2 separate regions of the Homo sapiens genome follow, and region 1 is linked to region 2. Evidence: read pairs that join two places in POLR2A ChIA-PET (ENCODE). Cell type or tissue: B cell. All regions are shown on one strand. Links, peaks and the distances in the headings refer to the core of each region. The heading gives the core; the rest is flanking DNA. Region 1 overlaps NPC2 (NPC intracellular cholesterol transporter 2). Region 2 overlaps AREL1 (apoptosis resistant E3 ubiquitin protein ligase 1).

Region 1 (2,681 bases), core at 182-2,681, 200 kb before region 2:
CCAATGTAACCATGAAGAGCAGAGAGTAAAAAAAATTTAGATTCTTAGGTATAAGGAAACGTTCTTGTTAGCTAGAAATGGAAATGTCAAAGCACAAAAGATGGCCTAGAGAAGTCTGTAGCTGTATGAATAATTTCAAGGATGACAACCTTTTGTAGCAATATACTTTCAGTTAACGCCCTTAAACTGCTTTCTAATAATGTACTTCATCAGAAATCCCTGCCTTGACTTGTTACACTCATATCACGTGAGTGGTCCCTTCCAATTCTTGATAACTCACTGACACTCTGCAGGTCCTTTCTTATGTGGACATTAGCTTACTTGTCACTAGTTACTACCTCTCTTTTGTACTCTAATGTTTCTTCACAATGGAACATGTGAGTGGCACTGATATTCAGGTTCTTGAAACTTGCCTTGTGAGTTTTTCCAGACTAGTATACATTAACTACTGCTTCATTTAGTGCTTAAGCAGTTTGAGCTATTTTTCAAATTAAATGTAACTCATTTAACAGACAATAACTACCATACATTAAGTACCTACTACGTATCAGGCTCTGACTAGTCACTGCATACGTAACTGAGGTTCAGACATGCCCATGGTTATGTGGATATTCATCTACTAATCTGTCCCTGACCTCTAAGGTCTCCAACAGCCCTTAAGCACAGACATCCTATATTTGAGTCTCTTTAGAATGTTCTTTAATTACTTACCTTTCCTAGAAAATAAATGGCCAGATATTGCTCCTGAGTTCTACTTGATTTCAAGAAATGCGGCTCTTTTTCTTCATGGAAAAAGGCCATCCCTCTATTTCCTCCATTCTTATCAAGATACATATCTTTAATACAGGTCCACTGCAGCAGGATCTACCTTATGAGTGCTTGGTAGAAAAAGAGGTAGGTGCAGCAGGGATGGGTCAGAGGTGAAGGTGGGGATTGGAGGGCAGAAAGAAGGCTGGAAAAAGCTACCTCTCTGCCATGGAGCTAACAAACTACTGCTCTCTTGTTTTGTTAAGAGATTAATGGAGAAACCAGGATTTTCTGATGACAATGTTAAGACAACTTGGATCTTTAATTATTTGGTACCTGGCTAAAATCTTTTAACATTGCACAGGCTTTGGAGTTATAAGACCCAGCTCAAAACCTGGGCTCCACTGCTTCTTAGTGGAGTGGACTCTGTTCATATTGCATAACTTCAGAGGCTCAAATTTCTTCAGCTGTAAAATAGAGATAATATCACCTCTACATAGGATGGTCATGAGATCCAAGTGAAATATTGTATATAAAAATGGCATCAGCCGTTGCTGTGCAGAGCCGAAGCAGGAGCCGCAGCTGGGAGGAGGGAGGAGGGAGGAGGGAGGAGGGAGGAGGAGGTGGAGGAGGTGCCAGACTGGGGGAATCATCAGTATTTAAACAGACCACATCACGGGTGAGCTAGTGGTCCTTGGTTCAGGAGGTGTTGGGCAGTCTGCTCTGATGGTTCAGTTTGTTCAGGGAATTTTTGTTGAAAAATATGACCCAACGATAGAAGATTCCTACAGAAAGCAAGTTGAAGTCAACTGCCAACAGTGTATGCTTAAAATCCTAGATACTGCAGGCACAGGGCAATTTACAGCAATGAGGGATTTGTATATGAAGAATGGCCAAGGTTTTGCACTAGTATATTCAGTCCACGTTTGACTTACAGGACCTGAGGGAACAGATTTTACTGGTTAAGGACACAGAAGATGTTCCAATGATTTTGGTTGGCAATAAATGTGACCTGGAAGATGAGTGAGTAGTTGGCAAAGAACAGGGCCAGAATTTAGCATGACAGTGATGGAACTGTGCCATTTTAGAATAATCTGCAAAGTCAAAGGTCAATGTTAATGAAATATTTTATGACCTGGTCAGACAGATAAATAGAAAAACACCAGTGGAAAAGAAACAGCCTAAAAAGAAATCATGTCTGCTGCTCTAGGCCCATAGTCAGCAGCAGCTCTGAGCTAGGTTACAGGAATGAAGAACTATTGCCTAATTGGAAAGTGCCAGCATTCCAGACTTCAAAAAATAAATTTGAAGAGGCTTCTCCTGTTTTATACATTATGTGAAGAATTTAGATCTTATATTGGTTTGTATAAGTTCCCTGGAGAAAAAAAACTGCTCTGTGTATATCTCTTGGAAAATAAGACATAACAGATGTGAAAATATACTTGACTCTAATATGATTATACAAAAGAGCATGGATGCATTTCAAATGTTAGATATTGCTACTATAATCAAATGATTTCATATTGACCTTTTTATCATGATTCCTCCCTATCAAGCACTAAAAAGTTGAACCATCATACTTTATATCTGTAATGATATTGATATTGCAGTAGATAACTTTTTTGAATCAATTACCTCATTTTATATTTTAAAAATTATGGAATATCCTCTGTCATTATATTCTAATTGAAATTGTGCATAATGCTTTGGAAAAATGGGTCTTTTATAGGAAAAAAACTGGGGTAACTGATTTCTACGACTTTCAAAGCTAAAATATACAATATACTAAACCAACTCTAATATTGCTTCTTGTGTTTTACTGTCAGATTAAATTACAGTTCTTATGTATGATTAAATTTTAGTATATTAAAAAACAAATGGCATCATTAGGCCCAGGCTAACCATCAGGTCATAGTGAAAGAATGAAGAGACAC
Region 2 (7,060 bases), core at 1,904-4,403:
GGGGGCAGGTACGGTGGCTCATGCCTGTAATCCCAGCACTTTGGGAGGCTGAGGCGAGCGGATCATGAGGTCAGGAGATCGAGACCATCCTGGCCAACATGGTGAAATCTTGTCTCTACTAAAAATACAAAAATTAGCTGGGCGTGGTGGCACGTGCCTGTAATCCCAGCTACTCAGCGTGAGGCAGGAGAATCCACTGAACCAGGGAGTTGGAGGTTGCAGTGAGCCAAGATGGCACCACTACACTCCAGCCTGGCGACAGGGCGAGACGCCATCAAAAAAAAAAAGAAAAAAAAAAAAAGAAAGAAACAGGTTGGGGGGGATAGGTGTGGCTGTAAAAGGGCAACATAAGGGATCCTTGTGATGATGGAAATGTTCTGTACCTTGACTGTATCAATGTCAATAACCTGGCTGTTATACTGTACTAGTAGTTTTGGAAAATGTTACCATTGCAGGAAACTGGGAAAAGGGTACACCAGATCTCTGCATTATTTCTTACAAATGCATATGAATATACAATTATCAAAAAATAAAAAGTTTAATTTTTTTAAAAAGGCTGGTACATGTAAGGGTATGAGCTGTTCTCCACTGGTGGCAAAGAGGTGGGTGATGATAATTCATATGAAAAGGAGTATCTGAGTGAGGCACTTAAGCAAAGGAGAGGATACATGGAAAGAGAGACGGCTTGAGAGCCACTTTGTCCAGAGCCTTACTCTGCTATCAGAGAAAGAAAATTAAGGACTAGTCAAGCAAAGATACACAAATCTTAAGGCCCCACTCAGTACGGTTTCACTTCAAAAGTTACCCAGGGACCCCAGGTCCTATTATTTCTGTGGATACCACAGCCCTTAGCCCTTAAGAACTAACCAAACTAATGACTCAGCAATTTTACTCCCAGAGTAATAAAAACATGTCAACACAAAAACTTGTACACAAATGTTCACAGTAGTGTTGCTTACAGTACCCAAAAGTAGAAACAATTCGACCACCAACTGATGAAAGGATAAATAAAATACGGCATGTACATAAAATAGAATATTATTTGTCAATAAAAAGAAATGAAGTACAGATTCACGCTACAGCATGACTGAATCTGGTTTAGATATTTGTACCCTCCAAATCGCATGTTGAAATGTGATTCCCAGTGTTGGAGGTGGGGCCTGGTGGGAGGTGATGGGGTCATAGGGGAGGATCCCTCATGAATGGCTTGGTCCCCTCCTCATGGTAATGAATAAGCTCTTGTTCTGAGTTCATGCAAGATCTGTTTGTTTAGAAAAGCCCAGCACCTCCTCCCTCTCTCTCTCTCTTGCTCCCTCTCTCACCATTAGGCACTCCTGCTCCCGCTTCGCCTTCCACCATGAGTGGAAGCTTCGCGAGGCCTCACCAGAAGCAGATGCTGGTGCTATGCTTTTTGTACAACTTGCAGAACCATGAGCCAAATAAACCTCTTTTCTTTATAAATTACCCAGTCTCAGGTATTTCTTTACAGCAAGACAAAAGCAGCCAAACACAGCAGGCAAATCCACAGAGGCAGCAGATGAGTGGCTGCCTAGGTCTGGGGGATTTGGGGGAAAAGTGACTACTAACATGTATGGGGTTTCTTTTTGAGGTGATGAAAATGCTCTAAAATCGACTGTGATGATGGCTGCATTTAAAGAACCATTAAACTGTATACTTTAAAAGGATGAATTTTATGGCATGGGAATTAAATCTCAATAAAGGTATTATTTTTAAAAAGGAAAGACAGGATGGAAAGAGAGAGAGGGAAGGAGACAAAGGGAAAAAGAAAGGAAAAAAGAACCTACCAGGTTGAAAAATTTTGTAGTAGGGACTATATGCCACATTTAATCCACCAAGCTTCACTGTGATTTCATAACGCCCAGCCTTGCGCACAGTGAAGGCCACTTTTACTACGTTGGAATTGGGCTCCTGAAGGACTTCCTGGGTCACTGGAATTTCCACTGCTAGCTCGACATGAGAGATGTGAACTCTTAGTCCCACAGGCCGATGTGCAGGGAAAGGCTGCCCGTTCTTATAGAATAACTGCCATGGGGAGAAGAAGGACACCTGTTAGCAAGCAGAGGAAAAAAACATTTCCTGTGTAGAGTGAGTGGGGAGAGAGGAAGTAGCTGGCAGAGACCACACCAGTAAATCCCAGTACCTACCCTGTTCCTCACAGTCCTGCTCACAAAAACACAGAGAGAAACAAATCCCCTCAATACTCTAAAGAAAACCATTAAGTCATGAGCAAATTCTTAACTTGTTCAGAGGACAAGGGTAGAATTTACCACTAAATCAAGAAAATGTCCATTTTAACTTGCCACTTCTGAACCACCAATGCTGCCTCCTTGGTCTTACCAGCCCTTTATATTATCAATGCTAACCCAAATTTAAAGGTAAGTTAGCCGGCAGCACTGGCAATGAGTGAACTAAAGCGTTACCAGACAAAGGTAGGAGGGGTTCAGACTCTCAAGCCAAGCTTAATGCTACAGTGGAGAAGTCAATGCAGGAGTTGGGAAATTTTTTCTGTAAAGTGCCAGAGAGTAAATATTTTGGCTTTGTGGACCGTACACAACTACTCAACTGTCATAACTACTCAGGTGTGAAAACAGCCATAGTCAATACATGATGAATGGGTGTGGCTGTGTTCCAAGACAAATGTATTTAAAGAAACAGAAGGTGGGCCTGATTTGCTAACCCCTATCTATAATACTTACTCTTTTCTGTAATATTTTTCTTATTTTGAAAAGGTAACATTAAGCTTTATACTTCTTCAAAGCTAAGGACCTATTAAATCAAAATGACAGAGAAATTTGTGACTCTTCAGATAGTAGCAATTCACTAGTTCCTGGAGGGAGTTGAAAAACAAGAGAAAATGTTAACATTCCAGGCCAGCACCTGGGCTCTGGAAAGCAAGTTACTCAGAAACCCCAATGGGTATGGAGACAGAAACATTCCCTTACATGCACTCGGAAGGCCATGCTGTGGCCCACCTCATAGGGGTCCTTCCAATCCCAGGAGACTTTGCAAGACCGGGGATCCAGGTAATTTCCCCGCACGTAGTCATAAATAGTCCGGTCCCCTCGGCGCTCGCGGTCCTCATTCTGGAGGAAGCTGACTACACGTGCGGCAAGCTCAAAGAGGAACTTAATTGTGAAGAAGAATGCAACCACAGACACTGTGATTCCACCTATGCAAAAGAGAGAACACACAAACCGCCTGCCAGTTACACATTACAGCTTTTCATTATGCAACAGGCCAGCCATTTCTCAAAAATTAAAGGAGGTCAGGATGAGACTGTAAGACTGCCAAAGAAACACTGCACTGGGCACTACCTCTGTAGATAAGAAAGGAACTTCTACACCAGGGGTCAGTAACTACAGTCCTCAGGCCAAAGCCCACCCACTGCCTATTTTGGTAAATAAAGTTCCATTGGGATACAGCCACACCCATCATTTATAAATTGTCTATGGCTACTTTTGCACTACACTGGCAGAGTTGAGTCATTGAAATGAGCCTTCGGAACCAAAAATATTTACTCTCTGGCCTTTTATAGAAAAAGTTTGCAAACTCTTGCTCTATATGAGCTGCATATAATGTCCGCCCTGCTCCCTACCTTCCTGCACTTGCTGGGCACCCCACAGAAGCAGTCAAAAGGATGTGCCTTTGGTTCCCACCATTTCCTTCTTAAAGAATGCATTATTTGGGAGCCCTCCCCTCCCTTGTGTACTTGGCAAAAGTCTTCTCCAATCCCCACCAGAGTTAGCAGTTCCCTTTTCTGGGCTCCTTCAAACTCCTACACATTCATCTGGTATAACTTTTCTCCTCCTTGACCGTTCCCCTTTATGTTATGAATGCCTACTCCTTGAAGGCAGATTTTTGTCTTATTCAACTTTAGACTCCACAGTAAACAGTGTCTGGCATTGACTATAATTGCTCAATAAACCCAAATGAATGAATTCCAATGCCAACTCTGTGAAGGTACATTCTGGCACGACTAGAAATATTTTCAGCTCCATTTTCAAAGGGAAAAGAATAGGCAGAAAGGCAAAAAGGACCCAAGCAACCTTTACAAAAATATAATAGAGAGAGCTCTTTCCATAACGTACCAATAACGTAAAACATCAGGTCCCGTCAATGCCAACAGACAGCCGAGGATCACAGCTGCAGCTGTTAAAAGAAAACTTGTTTAGTTTTTGTCTCCAACTCTGCCTCATAGCTATCTCAGAGTAAGACAAAGAAGAGTGTATGGCGTGAGCCAAACAACTCTCTCTAGTCCAGAGCCTTACTATTCCTATCCTCTTTCTAGCTTGACAGGTGCCGTATAATATATTTCAGAGAAACAAAGAGACTGCATCATTCCCCTTAAAGACTTCCAATCTACTGACCACTCTAGGAATACCACAAACAGCCACTTGCTTTATTGCTAATTTCAAAATGCAGTAACATGGCTTTCATCTTCTTAGATCCATAGTTCCCAAGACAGTTTCCCTCCCTCATGCAAAGTGGTGCTAATTAACACATGCAAAGAGGGTAATGGAGTCACTTTCCCCTTATGTTTGCCTTTTGGGAGTAATTCAGCTAAGTAGAAATAGCTATATAAAATGTAGATTTTTTTTTTTTAAAGCAAGTATCATTATCATCATGTTGGCATTATGTAATTAAAATGAACTCTGGGTCATCCCAATAATAAGCAGTGGGTCTGAAAGTGAAGTCATTTATGCTGTTACCAATCAGACAAACTAATGGGCCCTCTGGAAGATGAGCTCAGCAGAAAGACCAAGGAGAGGAACAAAAGGAGACTGTACTTCTCATCCTCAGTCATGCCTGTCAAGGTAGGAGTCTGAGGGAAGACTTTCACTGTTGTTAAACTTGTTTCCAGAATAAGACTTCAATCTTAATTACTCATTTGATCATGTGAACCAATAAAAGTACTGCCAAGGAAAAATGCAATGTATGCTAACGTTCATATCTTATCACTGAGTCTGACCTTAGCACAGGCTGTATATGCTATTTTACAATGCATGAATGCACTCTTTCTTTTCAAGTCAGCGTACACTAAGGCTGTCAATGTTATCTTGACCCAACACCTTTTATCAGCACTAGAATATTACGTAGAGACAAGACAGCTAAAAATTTCTAGGCTCAGATCTGGGAGGGACCAAAACAACTTTTTTTCAGGGTGTGTTTTTACATCTGATTGTGCTTGCTTAGTTCCTCTGATAACAATATACCCAGTGGAACCCACAGAGAGTAGGTAATTTGAGGAATGACCGTCAAAAGTTTCATACAAATCCTACTTAGAGTGATTATCTAAAGTCCTACTAGAAAAGAAATCCACACTGGGAACATTAGAATTGTCACGTGGATGAAGGTGCTCCCAAAAGGGTCTATTACAGACAATATAAAGAGCCAAAATTTGGGATCACAACTACTGAACCTCCTTCCCAAACAAGTATCTCATCTCTTGGGACCCTATGCTGAATTAGCTGGGGACCCAACAGCTATCATCTCAAAAATCTGCTACGATCTCTCAAAAAGCATCTGTCTGCATCTTACAGGATGCACTAGATGACTTGGTGGGACCAAAACTGGCAGTTTAACTGCCTTAGGTACTTCCTCAGCGGGATGCCATTCGATCTGACCCTAGATGTGAAATTTCTGGTCCTCAGGGAAGTTACAGCACTCAGCAAAGAAATGAAGTATATGTGGCTGGTGTTACAGATTTGTGGTCTTCTTAGAGGAATAAAAGCAGTGCCAAATGTATGGCTTGAGTCATGAGGGCTAGAAAAATTCCCACCTACTATCTCTGACAACTACAACAACCCTTCTGTGAGAGACAGCTGACATGCAGTAATTGAAAAGCCTGGAGAACAATCCCAGGACTGCAAACTGTGTGACCTATCTAGGCTTCAGAATCTCATTGCTGTAAAAAGAGTTGCAATTTAATAATTTCTATGGTATCATCTCCTTTAGTATGATATGACTTCAATGCAACTCCCCATGGCCATCAAAGCTCTAGCCAAACAGCATAACAAATAGCATAAGATAGAGGATAAGGGGGCAGACTCTAGAGTTAGATTACCTGGCTTCAAATCCATGCCCCATCATTCATAATGTGACCCTGGACAAGTCATTTAATCTTTGTAAAGGAGTGCCAGTTTCCTTATATGTACCTCACGGGGTGCTGTGAGGATTAAATGAGTTAACACATGTAAGCAGCCTACAGTAGTGCCTGGCACACAGTGAGTTCTCAAAGTTTTAATGATTATTACAATTATTATCAATAGTAGCGCCAGTATCACTACTCCTTTACTTCAAAGCTGATAGGAAACTCCTCTCTACTGGCCCACACTTTCTTCAAAGAGAAATGCATCTGAATTTCAAAAGGCATGGCTTCTATTACTGTCCCTGAACAGTCTGCATGGGAGTTCTTTATACTATTCTAATTTTATGCCTAAAAAATTTTACAATAAAGGGTTAAAAACTCATCCTAAAATAATTCGTCCAACAAATACTGAGTACTTACTTTTTTTTTTTTTTTTTTTTTTTTTTGACGGAGTCTCACACTGTCACCCAGGCTGGAGTGCAGTGGTGTGATCTCGGCTCACTGAAAGCTCTGCCTCCCGGGTTCGCGCCATTCTCCTGCCTCAGCCTCCCGAGTAGCTGGCATTACAGGTGCCTGCCACCATGCCCAGCTAATTTTTTGTATTTTTGGTAGAGACGAGGTTTCACTGTGTTAGCCAGGATGGTCTCGATCTCATGACCTCGTGATCCACCCGCCTCAGCCTCCCAAAGTGCTGGGATTACAGGCGTGAGCCACCACGCCCGGCCCTGAGTACTTACTCAATGTGCCAGGTACAGGGAGGACAAATTAGAACATGAGAGCCACAGTCCAGTTATCATGAAGCTGGCAGTAATGAGCTTTACCTTGTGGAGTCCTCGGCCATTTTTCCCCTGTCACTTATTTCTCAATCAAATCATCACTACTGATTTTCAAGATCAGCTAAACCTTCTCCAATGAGTCAGTTCTACATTTCTGCCCCACCTCTATTCATCA

The links. Peaks named below come from ENCODE experiments on the same cell type or tissue, not always from the same donor. Only the 100,000 strongest peaks of a DNase experiment are listed, where the experiment ranks them.
Region 1: POLR2A ChIA-PET joins it to region 2 with 8 read pairs; 2 of 35 experiments call an interaction of 5 or more read pairs at or near these places.

The regions. Positions count from the first base shown.
Region 1 is chr14:74,481,552-74,484,232 of GRCh38, forward strand. All of the region lies in intron 3 of NPC2 (NPC intracellular cholesterol transporter 2), which reads right to left. It also overlaps the pseudogene RAP1AP. Among named protein-coding and RNA genes, the nearest start is that of MIR4709, 2.7 kb to the left of the region's middle. In B cell, for the core only: no CTCF peak of the experiment used is centred there; no DNase peak of the experiment used is centred there.
Region 2 is chr14:74,681,491-74,688,550 of GRCh38, forward strand. AREL1 (apoptosis resistant E3 ubiquitin protein ligase 1) reads right to left here. Exons shown (of 20, transcript NM_001039479.2): 3 at 4,110-4,170; 4 at 2,964-3,190; 5 at 1,806-2,043. The coding sequence starts at 4,125. Among named protein-coding and RNA genes, the nearest start is that of AREL1, 28 kb to the right of the region's middle. In B cell, for the core only: no CTCF peak of the experiment used is centred there; a DNase peak (open chromatin) is centred at 3,141; H3K27ac peaks cover 506 bases.